2 separate regions of the Homo sapiens genome follow, and region 1 is linked to region 2. A link is a contact called in ENCODE Hi-C or POLR2A ChIA-PET data. All regions are on one chromosome and are shown on one strand. The core of a region is the stretch at or near the end of the contact, and the rest is flanking DNA. Distances in the headings are between cores, read along the strand shown.

Region 1 (6,357 bases), core at 2,641-5,140, 1.1 Mb before region 2:
ATGGGCAGCACTTTTACAGTGTGTGGGGGCAGGAGCTACAGTGTGTGAGCAGAGCAGTACAAGTGTATCCCAGGGAGCAGCATTCTCAGCTGCTTTCAAGTGGCCTCTGAGTTTGGTTATTTTAGTTTATTTGGTTTCATTGTTTTTGGAAAACGCTTTTTTTAAATTATAAAAATCTAACATGCTCACCAAAAACCTTAGAAAATACAATGCATTTTAGCAAAATAAAAATAAAGATTGATCCTACCACCCTGACATAAATTCTATGAATACTTGCTATACATCCATCTCAACATCTGTTTGTTTCTTAGTTTAGCATTGCTTTCAGGGTACAGGCTGTGTCCTCACTCCTTCGCCATAACGGCTTGCTCCTGATTCTTCTCTGCCTTTCTCTGGCTTGAGACATCACCTTGCATTACAGCCCCCTTCTGTCCTAGGTGCACTGCTGGACTCTGTTTCGGCCAGCTTCCATTAAATAAGGTGCAAAGATGATTTTGATGTACAATTATATTTTGTTGTTATGTGTGAGTGTTATGGCATAAAATAGATACTATTAGAAGAGTTTTATATGTTCAAGTTTTATATAGTTCAGGCAATTTTATCATGCTGAAAATCTTGGAATGACTCCATTGGGGGTACCAGGACTGCTCAGATATGATTTAAATAATCCCTTCTGTTCTCCTCTTTATTCTGCCTCCAAGGTAAAGCCTGTTCTTAGCCTGTGTGAATTTAGATCCCACTCTTACACTTTCCATGTCTCCATCCTTCCTTCTACTTGTCATCCGCAGGTTCTGTTCTTCCTCTATCCTTCAGTTTTTAGTCTATTTCCTTTTTCTCCTTTTTGATAATTTGCTATTCCCCTTCCACGACATCACCACTACACATCTCTGCTCAGCTAACTATTTTCAGTTCTTCTCCCTTTGGCTTGCTTTATGCTTTATCAGCTCTGTGTCCATTCCTCATCCTCCAGTCCCTTTACAGGCCTGCAACTGGCCTAATTGAATCCATGTCACTATGGCTTCAGAATACCATCTTCCTAATACACATCTTCATTTGCAAAGCAACACAAAACAGATTTTTGCTACTACCAAAAGTAAGATTACTCCTCACACACGTGAAAAATTCAACACAGACAACTCTAACCTTCTTACATAATCATCATTTTATGGAGATGAACTTCTTTTCTATACTACTTGTACTTACTTGTACTTCTGTTTGTTATCGTTGCTTGTAAGGTTGTTTTGGTTTCCTACAGCCTAGGCTTTCATGTCATCTGAATTGTGGATGTAAATTGGAGGAAATGTTTCATTTCTAAAAATATCATAGCTTTTGGATACATAGTAATTGCTAACTCTCTCTCTCTTTTTTTTTTTTTAAATGGAATCTCGCTCTGTTGCCCAGGCTGGAGTGCAATGGCATGATCTCAGCTCACTGCAACCTCCAACATCAGGGTTCAGGCAATTCTCCTGCCTCAGCCCCCCGAGTAGTTGGGATTACAGGTGTGCAACACCACGCCCAGCTAATTTTTTATTTTTAGTAGAGACAGAGTTTCACCATGTTGATCAGGCTGGTCTTGAACTCCTGACCTCAGGTGATCTGCCTACCTTGGCCTCCCAAAGTGCTGGGATTACAGGCATGAGCCGCCCCACCAGGCCATAATAGCTAACTCTTAAATGATACTTGCTATGTGCTGCAATATTATAAATGCTTTTCATATATTTGCTCATTTAATTCTCATAACAGTCTTATGAAGGAGGCAATACTACTATCCCCACTTTACAGCTGAAATGATTTTAAAAATTAGCTGGAGAACATTGCATTTAGGAAAAAATAATTCAAAATTGATGGCAGTGGAGAATGGTTGTAGTATCTTAACTTGAAATTATGTTTGTGTATGTGTGTGTGTGTGTGTGAATTTGTGTGTAAATGTGATCAAAACTGCATTTATACACCCATGGTTTTGAAATACTTGATCTCTTGGAAAATGATGTAACAATTTTTCTTATTCCATGAATGAGATATATAGAGGCGTATAATCTAAAAGAGCAGTTCATTTTAAAATCAATATACTCAGAATATACTTAAATACCGGGCTATTAAATTCTTTTTTCCATGGATGTTTCACATCTGGAACTTCCTGTAACAAAATAGAAATGCTTACTAAACAATCTAGCCCTCTTTTGCTTATACATTAGATCTTTGGCATGAGATCAGGGAAGATCTGGGTGTGAGGCTTCAGACTTCAGATCTTGAGGATGGCTGAGATTGTGTGGTCCTATTGCCCTTTCTATTATTTTACACTTTGTGATTTTTCCCCCTCTTGAAGGTTGATTTTTTTTATTTCTTGACAGATAAAGAAGAAGATAAGTAAACACTTCAGTTCTAAGAATTACTTTTATTTAACATAAATCAGGAGTTACTCATGTTAACAAGCTTAGAAGGTTATTTAGCAGGTTCCTTGGCAACAAACCTTTCAATGCATTTTAAAGTAATATCATAAATTCCATACTTGCTTGTTGAATGAATGAATTGAAATTGAAGTCAGGTAGGTTAATGTCAATAGGCATAATTTGGCCTCAACATCTACAAAGAGCTTAAAACAGCAGGGTTTTATTTTAAAAATTGCTTTCCTGTCTTTTAAGTAACCACAACAGTTCTATTATGGGCAGCCTTCTACCTGAGGAAACTGACACACTGAAGCAAGTGACTTAGTGAGACCAAAAAATAAATGAACAGTGTGAGGTCTGCAAAAGGGGAGACAGTGGCATTAGATCACACTTCATTGTAAAAATAATTGGAGGGAGAAATAATTCTGTATCTTACAAGACATGACTGTTTTGTTCTTTACCAGACTACTTCGAATTGAAACAGGAAGCCTGTTGTATTGAGATCTATGTCTTGGCAACTATGAGCAAAGCCATGGGTGTGAAATAAAACATGGGCATTTTCAATTCACATTTTTCTTAAAAAGTCATGATGCAATTGAAGGTTTTTAGTAACACTGATTCACTGCCTCGATCAACATGTTTCCTAACTCCTGGTTCTATTTTGAGACTAGATGGAACATTAATACACTTAACACGATTCTTTTAGGATCTGTCCCACCTACAGCAAACTGTTCAGGAGCTGAAAACACAAAAGAACCTTGGTAATGTCTCAGGAATTGCAGACCTCAAACTAGGCTCAGGTGAGAAGTGGAGCCACTGCGCTTCCCTCTTTCTACTCCTTGGTTTTCTTGGTAGCAAACCAAAAGCACCTAAAGTGATACATGGTAATGGAGAACCATCCAAAGGTAGGGCTAATAACTCGATCATTCTCCTAGCTCTCAGCACTGGCCTTCTTTCTTCATCATCCAAGATCTATACATAGTTAAAAGTGAGTGAGGTCTATCCTGCCTTTGAAGAACCCATAGTCTAGTGGGAGATGCTGACATTAGTATTATTACTGTAATATAGTGTCATAAATAAAATTCTAGGGGATATTCTGCTAGTGCAGAGGGGAAAGCATCAACCAATGAAGTGTAGAGGGCAAGGGAATGTTTGGTAAGAGAAGGATTCTTGGAGACAAATAGGAAATGTTTCCCTGATGGAAAGAGGCTTTGGTGTAGTGTGGGGAAGAACCATGCATGCAGAAAACAATAGCTTGTGTGATTCAGAAACAAGGTAAAAGACTGTGGAGTGTGTGTGAGGAGGCACAAGATGTTCCCTATGGTGACAATGTAAATGTGGGAAGGGGGAACTGAGGGATGTGAAGCAGGGGCCTGCACAGAGAGGCTCTTGGATGCTGTGCTAAGGATCTTAGATCTTATTCTGTAGAACATGGAGAAGCCTCGAAATGTGTGAGGCAGGAAATGACATGAGTAGGTTTCATTTTCGATAAACCGCAGTGGTAGCTGTGCATGGGATAAACTTGAGAGGAACAACCCTGAAAGCAAGAAACCGGTTAGAAATTTGGAGATATTGGTGATAATCACTGAGTTTCAGTTTCAATTTCATAACACTCATAAGAAAATATTGCAATGAGACAGCGTAAGGCATGGGGTTTGAAGCCAGAGGGCCTGGGTTTGAATTTGCCTGTGTTACTCCAGGCAAATCATTAAAGTCCAAGACTCATGTGTAGAGTCTTCCTTCATGTGTAGAATGGGAATAAAAATAAAGCTGTCTTATCAGTTAGTATGAAAATTAACAAGATGATCAATGCAAATTGCATAGCACAGTGCTTGGTATTATATAGCCCTTGATAAATATTAACCACTATCATCACATAATAAACAGCAAAATAAAGAAATGTAGTAAGAAATATCAATGAAATTTCTGAAAAATATAACCACTCATTCCAATCTAATACTGTAAAAAAATGATCGTTTTTATTCCAGCAAGGACTCAGGAAAAAAACCTATCAAAATGAAAACAGCAAAGGGAACTTAGTTGTTTTCTGCAAAAGAAATCCTGCCCTTGTTGACATGTACCCTGGTTTCCAAAATGCAAAGTTGTATAGTTTTCATGACCTTGTGTTAAGTTACACATAGGGAAAATGCAAAGTAGGTATCATTATTTCTGCAGTGTGTTAACTGATGATAAAAAATATTTGATGTAGTCAGTAGCTACAGATCCTATCAGTACTTGAAAGGCTTCACTGCCCAGAGTTGATGAATAAAACCGCAGTTCTTTTTGGCTGGCTTCATAAGATCTCACAGTATCTTTCCTTGACTGGCTGATGACAATGGAATGAAGTACAGGTGTGAGTTTCATTGTATTCAACCTATTTTTAACGTATTTAGTAGTTTTCTTTTTCTATCATTTTGATGTATTTAAATTTTGTAATTTTATTTGTTTGTTTTATATTTAAAAATTGATTTATTTGCAAATGTTTCAAAATATGGGAGTTTAAAACAACATTTAAAAACCCCCTCCACTTTACTACTCTATATTCTTCTACCCAACCTAGTGGTCTGTCCTAACCTTGAAGATGAGACCTGAGCAATTATAGGCTTCTTGATAGAATCAATCCCTTAGTCATTCTAAAGATGACTACGATTACAGGGCAAATTTTACCAGGAAGCACTTCTATTATTATTATGAAGATAACAGTTCTCTTTATCTTTAGCTCATCTGCAGTCTATTTGTAAACTATGCATTTAGCCAAAAGCACATAAAAATTGTTTCAAGGGAAAATACTCATTTTTATAAGCTAGTAGACTAAAACGATTTAAATCCATAGAAGAAGTAGAAAATAACTAGTCAGAAAAGACTTTTTATTTTTTGTGGGGAATTTTTGGATATCACGACAAATATAGTAGAAAACACTATTTTTTTTAATGAAGTGCCAAACACCAAACTATAAAACTCCCAGCAGACAGCAGAAAAACAGGTAGATTAACTACGGTTTGGCCATGAATTCTTAGATACTGCATGAAAAACACAATCCATTAAAGAAGAAATTAGTATACTAGATTTTTTAAATTAAAAACTGCTTTACATAGATAATGTTAAGAGAATAAAGCAAGCCACAGACTGGGGGAAAACCTTTGAAAAATACACATCTAGAAGAACTGGTATTCAAAATATGCAAAGAATTCTTAAAACTCAAAGGTAAGAAAGCAAACAACCCAATTAAAAATAAGCAAAATATCTCAACAGACAATCAAAGAAGATATCAAATGGCAAATGAGAAAATGCTCAGTATCATATGTCAGTAGGGATTTAAATTAAAACAACAACGAGATGCCACTATATAACTATTAGAATGGCAGATATCCAAAATACTGACAACACTAAATTCTGCTAAGGATGTGGAGTAATAGGCACTTTCATTCATTGCTGGTAGAAGTGCAAAATGGTACAGCCACTTTGGAAGACTATTTAGCAGTTTCTTGTAGAACTAAACACACTCTTACCATATGATCCAGCAATATGCTCCTTGGTATTTACCCAAAGGAGTTAAAATCTTATGTCCACACAAAAACCTGCACATGAATGTTTATAGCAGCTTTATTCATAGTTACTAAAACCTGGAAGCAACCAAGATGTCCTTTAACAGGTGAATGAATAAATAAATGGTGGTACATGCAGACTATCAAATATTATTCAGTGATAAAAAAGAATAAGCTTTCAAATCATGACATACATAGAGAAAACTTAAATGCATTTTACTAAGTGAAAGAAGCCAATCTGAAAAAGCAATGTGTTGTATGATTTCAACTATATGATGTTCTGAAAAAGGCAAAACTATGGAGACACTAAAAAGATAAGTGGTTGCCAGGAGCTCAAGCGGAAGGAAGGAGGGATGAATAGGTGTAGCACAGGGGATATTTAGGTCAGTGAAACTAGTAGTCTGTAGTATTCTGTAATGGTGAAT
Region 2 (6,518 bases), core at 3,349-5,848:
GGAGGTCTAAGAGATGCACAGAAGGCCAGCTACCAAAGAGTCACGGAACAAAACTAAACTCCCACATTTCAAAATAATAATACAATATTACGATGATGGTTTATTTCTTGCTTTTCAAAACCTGGGTACACATTCAAATCTTATTTCCTTAATTTTTGTAAATAGAGAGAAGGAAAGTAAAATACATTATATCGATTTTATTGACTTGGGAAAACATTTAGAAGAATTTATAGAAATATTTCATTTTCCCCACGGACAATGTTTATACTTAGACCCAGAAGCTGAGAGAGGAAAAAAGCTATTAAAAATTATTGAATCCTAATATTTTCTATTGAATGTCAAATATTCTAAAAGTTATTTATAAGTACGCCCACACACACCCTTTTGTTAATTTGCCACACCACAATTAGAAGGAAGGGTAAAAGCAGCAATCTGATATCTTGTACAGAAATAAGTAAAAGATTCTCTTATGTGTTGGATGTTTATTAAATATATTCCCATAAATAAAGGTGTGTAATACAAATGAGTTATAAATGTTTATAATATTTTGCAGTCTTTTGTAGTATTTGAGGTAATTCGTTATTCAGTTGAAGATGAGATCTCTATCCAAGTTAAGTAAGGAGAAAATTGCCAGGATAAATTAAGAGACAAAAAAGTAAAATGTGGAGATAATTTAATTGCCTTAAACATGTATAGAAGCTTACCTTTGTAAATGTTTTTTCATAAGAATATGTCACAAGAACTGGGCAAAACTGTACCTACAAGGAAACTCCCATAGCATTTGTTTTCTCCTTTGCTAGGAGTGGCGATCAGACACACTGCTCAGGACAATGGTGATTAATGAAGTCGCCCCACTGAACAATATGCTACAAAGGGCTTCACCACTCCTAGAGAAGAAACTGTCCAATTTTCCTGAGATACCGGACAATCTCCTGGCAGCAGTTTCCCCACTCAATGAAAGCAGGTGTTGGGGACATCCCACATGGTGCAAATGCTGGTGGATGCTTTTAACAAACAGAAGCCTAACAAGATCATCAACTTGCTTCTCTCTCTTTAGAGAACAGAACCTTAGCAAAGGAAAAGGAGAGAGGCTACTAAAATGGATGGACGTTTCTTAAAGCATGTGAAACGTTGCCTGAGTGGGGAAAGACACGTTCAGGAAGGAACTAAAAGGAAACCCACAATTTGGAATCGGGAGATTTTTCCGTCTATCTCTGGAATTCGGCCTCTGTGCAAGAGCGCGTCCTGGAGTTGTGCAAACACACGTCCAGCCTCGTGTCGGGCGCACACCGGCTGGATCGCTGGCAGGCTGGGGCTCTGGGGCGTTGCGGCCCCTGGGGTAGGGGGGTCTGTGCCTCACCAGGACAGCCCGAGGACGCACATCAACGAGCCTTAACCACCATGGACAGCTCACTGGCTTCCCCCAGCCAGCTCTGCGCAATTTACAAACTCCATAGGAGCCACCAGCTAGATTGATTTTTATGCCCTGGAGAGATGCCACGTGTTCCATGGCCCACGGTCTACACCCCCAACCCCCACCCTGCGATCGCCAACTGTAACCACTGAGCAGTTATATATAGACAGAGCGGGCTTCGGGGATTAATAATCTTCTCCTTGCCCTCAATTCCGTCCTTTAAGATGCCACCGGATTCCAAGAATCAGACGGAGGGAGTTGGCAGACAGAACTTCGTTCCACGTCCGTTCATATCCTCTCCTCTCCCGCGCCGCACCTCACCCGGCCTTGACTTTGCAGATCGCTTTAAGTGAAATAAAACAGACGGGTCCCGGGGCTCCGGCAGGGCCGAGCTTTACGGGCGCAGGGGAGGCGCGCTGGGAGAGAGCGAGTCGGGGCTCCCGGAGGAAGGGAGTCGCCCCTCCACACCCCGACGCGGCCCCGGACAGGGCCAGGCCAGGGAGGGGGTACGTCTGCCTCATCCTTCTCTCCCCGCGCCCCCACGGGGAAGTCAGCGTCACCGTCTGCCTAGGGCTTATCTCATGTTTGAGTCATAAATTGACCTGGAGGGAGAGGGGAGGGGAGGAAGAGCCCTGCTCAGAGGAAGTTCGCGCGCTCCCTCCGACCCTGTCCTTGGGTCTCGGGGTTCCCGAAGTTTTCCCTTACCCGCAGCCAGATACGGGGCTCTCCCGGGAGGAGGGGGGCGCGCAGGACCAGAGACTCCGAGTATACTCGGGTTAGAAACCAAGCACCCAAGCCGGCGGGACAGGGCGGGGCAGAACGCAAAGACCTCAATAATACCGCTCCGGGCAAGAAGGATTCTGTGCGGCAGTCCGGAGTCCAGACTCTTAGGGACTGAAGCCCGAGGAGAACCTAGGGGAAGTAGTAGCTAGATCCGCTCACGGGCCCCGAGACCCCCGAAGTTCCCATGGAGCCTAAGATCCCCAGGAGCCAAGCCTGCCCCGTCCCTGCGGATCAGCTTCCTAATGGGCGACCCAAGTCTATCGCAGGCGGTGGGGATGAGGACGCTGGGTGGGAGGAGGGGAGGGGAGGCTGAAAAAGATCATCCCCCTTGCCCTAAGGCCTCTCCCAAGACCCTGGACCCCTGCCCTAAGAGACTCAGGCCTCCCTTGCTGCAGTGGGAGCGCAAACACCAGGGCAGGAGACTCCAGAGAAGGAGCGCATAACTCAACGTTTGCTCTCCTGAAGCCTTATTTCTGATAAAAATTACAGAAAAGTTAGGCAGGATCCAAAGACACCGTAATGACCAGCTCAAAGCCAAACAGACAGGACATCCAGTGCGGGTGTCTGGATAGGTATCCTTCCTGCCGGAGAGTTTAGACATCTCAGTCCGGGTGCTGCCCTGGGAAGGGACTTCGAGGCCAGCGTGGCACGGGCAGAGAATGGTGTTAGGGAGGTAAAATGCTTGCGGGGGCAGCCCCTTTTAGGCAGCCCCCGGCTCAAAATTTAAGAAAGGACCATTCGGTTCATGTGGGGAACTGGGCTGCTGCCAGGAGGGCCCTGTGATGCCACCGGAGATTGACTTCAGGTTGAGAGGTTGTCGCCTGAGCCAGGTGGGGCTTGGAACTCTCTCTGTGGCCTCGTACAAGTCCAGAGCTGCCTACTTTCAGGAGCCAAAAACTTGGCCAGCCAAGGGCAGGCATCTGGCTGGCTGGCACCAGTCCAGGAGATCAGGACTGGGACACTGCACATTCATATTCTCTCTCTCTCTCTCTCTCTCTCTCTCTCACACACACACACACACACACACACACACACACACAGAGACATATCTGAAGAAGACTCTTCAGATATGTTTCAATTGTCAGGAGTTTGCGAGGTGCTCAAGTGCTTGACCTTTAAGAACCGGTTCTCAGAGACCCCCATTTCCTAAAGACCTTCTCATCTCACATTGGTTTGGGTTCCTCCCAGGAAACCGCCTCCTCTCTGGGCCTCCTGCTTCAGTTTGGGGGAAGCAGAACATTGCCCAGGAAGTAGGGAAGGGTGAGGAAGGGTGTGAGGCCCACTTTTCCCATGGGAGGATCCCATCAGCTTGATGCATATCTATACACTCCTCCCTGAGGCAGTTCCTCCAGAGGTTAGCAGCCCGCCCTGTTCCTGGAGAAGTCTTATCCTCACCTAACTACAAAAAGATTTAATAAAGAAACACACCCTTTCCTATTGTTACTTGGGGTTTGAAGGCATTACATCTTTTTTTCTTTTTTGCTACCTTGAGGTCAGCTGGCAACAGCCTCCTCTCAAGTCTCAGTCCAGGCGAGCGATGAGAGCCACATTCTAATGGAATCCAATGAGAGCATTACTTGAGCTGATTATGCAACGTCTCTTTGTAAACATTGAAAAAAGTTTGGAGAAGAGATGGGATGAGTTTAGTTGTTTGGTTCCAGGGGATTTTAGAGACATAGCTTGCAGCTACAGATTGGTAAATGTGAAATCTGGATGCTTATTGGTAATAAGAGAATTCCCAAGCCCAGGTGCACTGTTTAAAGTGCTATAGATTCATATTTGGTTTATAATGTATATCTGTTTGCTGTTTGGGTTAAGGAGGAAAGAAGAAAGAAGGATGAAGAGGCTAAGCATAAATGCTATTTACTTTTTTCTAAGCTATGACAGGAGATATACATTAACTGGGTATTCAACTGAATTTAAGAGTAATGCATTTAAAATTTTTTCAACCTCTTTTAAAATTTGATATACTGTAATAAACTGCCACTGGGGATGGGAAGATGGAAGCCTGGTGCTCATGGGCTAGGCATTTGTGTAGGTGTAGATCTTATAATGCTAAACATGGAAATACTTCAGATTAGAGGCAGGCCTTCCCATTTGCTAAGGTGCATTTACATGACAGCAAGGCCTAAGCAAACATTTAGCTTCTATTGGCACTTGTTCTATTTCTAAACCTTAGAAAAAAGGTGTGTGTGTGGGCTGGGGGGACGGGGGGGGGAGGGAGGTGGTAGGGGGTGCTCTTGCTGTGTCTCATTTGCAGTCATGCATCCTCTGCATTATTATGATGGAGATTACTCAGTTATGTTAGGAACTAGATTATGATGTCAGAAAATATCCTTTCCAAAACAGGCAAAAAGTCAGGGTCCTGGGTATATATTGAGGAGAATTTCTACGGAAAGTAATAAACAGGGCAGCTTGGAAGAGGTACCTGCTTTCTAATAATTGCCTTTAGTGGGAACAGAAGTCTCCTTTCAAGAAGCTTTTAATTCATTTTAAGATTTAATTTTATGTTTTCTGAAGAACAACAAAAAATATTTCTGGAAAAGACTGCTGAGAAGATTTCCCTCTTTCAGCCAGAAGAGCAGAGAGAAGATTGTAAATCAAGGAAAAGGTGAAGTAATAAATTAGGAGGGAACTTTGGTATTCCGAGTATATAAAGACTATTTATTTTTCCTGTGTCTATATTTTCTCTTTTTGTGGAGGAGAGGAAATTCTAAAAATATTTGATAGATGTTTTGCCATTAACACCAGAAAAGTGTGTGGGGAAAAAGAAAGGAGGGAAGGAGTGGGGGGTTAATTTTGTTTAATTAGTAGAAAAAGCAACATAAATCAAAGCAGTCTATTGATGCCAGTCCTTAATTTATAATGTTCTGAAAGTAAAGTGAATTTATTTACAACATAAGTGATTTGATAATTTCAATCTGATTTTTGTTTTAACCTTCTATTGGGAGAAGGGTTGACTTTTTAAAGCCTGGATAGTTTGAAACTTGGCTAGGTACCTTGGACTTTTTATTGTGGAAGCAAATATTATCATTTCAATGTTAAACAACTTGCAAGTATTAAATGGCTCATTTGTGATTGACTTTTTTTTTTTTTTTTTTTTTTTTTTTACAGATTTCCCCCTTCAGATCTAACGATTACATTAGGGCTCCTGCATCTTTTTGGAAGGATTCTTTTTATAAATCAGAAAGTGTTCGAGGTTCAAAGGTTGACATTTCTGAGTGCTGATACTTTGTCCTTTCATACTATCCAAACAAGTCTAACATTTAGAAATCCTTACACATTCAAGGGAAGTTGTGGAAATTCCCAGAGAGAGAGTGTGTGTGTGTGCGTGTGTGTGTTTTGGTTTTGTTTTGCTTTTTTTCTTTGTTAGTGAGAAGAAGCCGAGTCTTTTAAGGTACGGGGTTTACAGTAATGAACTGAGGAAGGCAGGAGCTTCTAAGAAAATATGCCCCCCCACCCAACCTAAGCAGTAAACTTTAACTGCTAGCTAGCTGCAGTGAACCAGTGGGAGCCCCGATGAGCGAGGGTCTCGGTGACAGCGTGCTATTTCTCCCACCCTGGGTAAAATATGTGGAGCATCACCCGGAAAGTCGGGCTTGATAAAGGCCACATTCCTTGAATCATCTCAAGAATCTAAATCACACTAGCCTTCTAGAAACTAATGAACCCTACCAGCAGGATTGCCTAGAAGACAAATATCCCTTGAATGGTTCCCAGTCCACTCGCGCTCTTTTCAAAAAGTTAGAGGAGCCCTGGGGAGGGTATCCACTCCCGCTGCAATCCTTTCCTAGATGATACTACCCAGTAATTCCGAGCAGTCTTTCTTCCCCGCCCATTAGCTTTGGAAAGAACCTCGGCTTTCCCGTCGCTTCTCCCAGGCAGAGCAGCACATAACCATAGTTCCACTGCATCTGTCCGCTGGCTGCAGCGACTCGGATACAGTCTTCCAAGAATCTGTAACCTGGGACTTTTGAGGGGGAGGGGACAAGCAGGTAGGGTATCAGAGAAAGGATGGGTTAGACTCCCGACCATGAGTGAAAAGGGCCGTGTGCGTGCTCCAGGAGTGTCGGTCCCCCTCTGCAATTCAAAAGGGGGATCTCTCCTGTGCGCGGGTTTTTTGGGACCGGCTCCAGATGTCTCCCAGCAGTTCTGAAACAGCAAAAAGTGCAATTTAGATATGAAATCTGGAACTGTTTTTGTTCTTCTAAGCAAAAGATCTCCCTCTCTCTAGCCGATGCTCCCCACTCAGTTCATCCCGGGAATGGGCCAGGGAGGAAGGTTCTCATGCATCGCCCCGAGCTGCCAGGCGAGCTTCGGG

The links. Hi-C counts contacts between places; a loop is a spot of excess contacts on that map. ChIA-PET counts read pairs that join two places held with the same protein, here RNA polymerase II (POLR2A). Pooled maps may share reads with other maps.
Region 1: a pooled map shows a loop between it and region 2 (4-fold over the local background). The contact joins the enhancer-like site here to the promoter of PTHLH in region 2. A Hi-C loop is called at or near these places in 1 of 37 single-sample maps with no recorded cell type and 2 of 50 pooled maps. POLR2A ChIA-PET finds 5 or more read pairs at or near these places in 1 of 52 experiments (PC-3).

Annotation. Positions count from the first base shown.
Region 1 is chr12:29,101,229-29,107,585 of GRCh38, reverse strand. No RefSeq gene overlaps it. Among named protein-coding and RNA genes, the nearest start is that of FAR2, 45 kb to the left of the region's middle. Within about 2 kb of position 3,890, at least 5 of the 41 ENCODE cell types and tissues checked have a DNase peak (open chromatin) inside an H3K27ac peak, as active enhancers do.
Region 2 is chr12:27,970,813-27,977,330 of GRCh38, reverse strand. PTHLH (parathyroid hormone like hormone) reads left to right here and starts at 4,598. Exons shown (of 6, transcript NM_198965.2): 1 at 4,598-4,808; 2 at 5,312-5,404. RefSeq lists enhancers at 837-1,525, 1,526-2,214.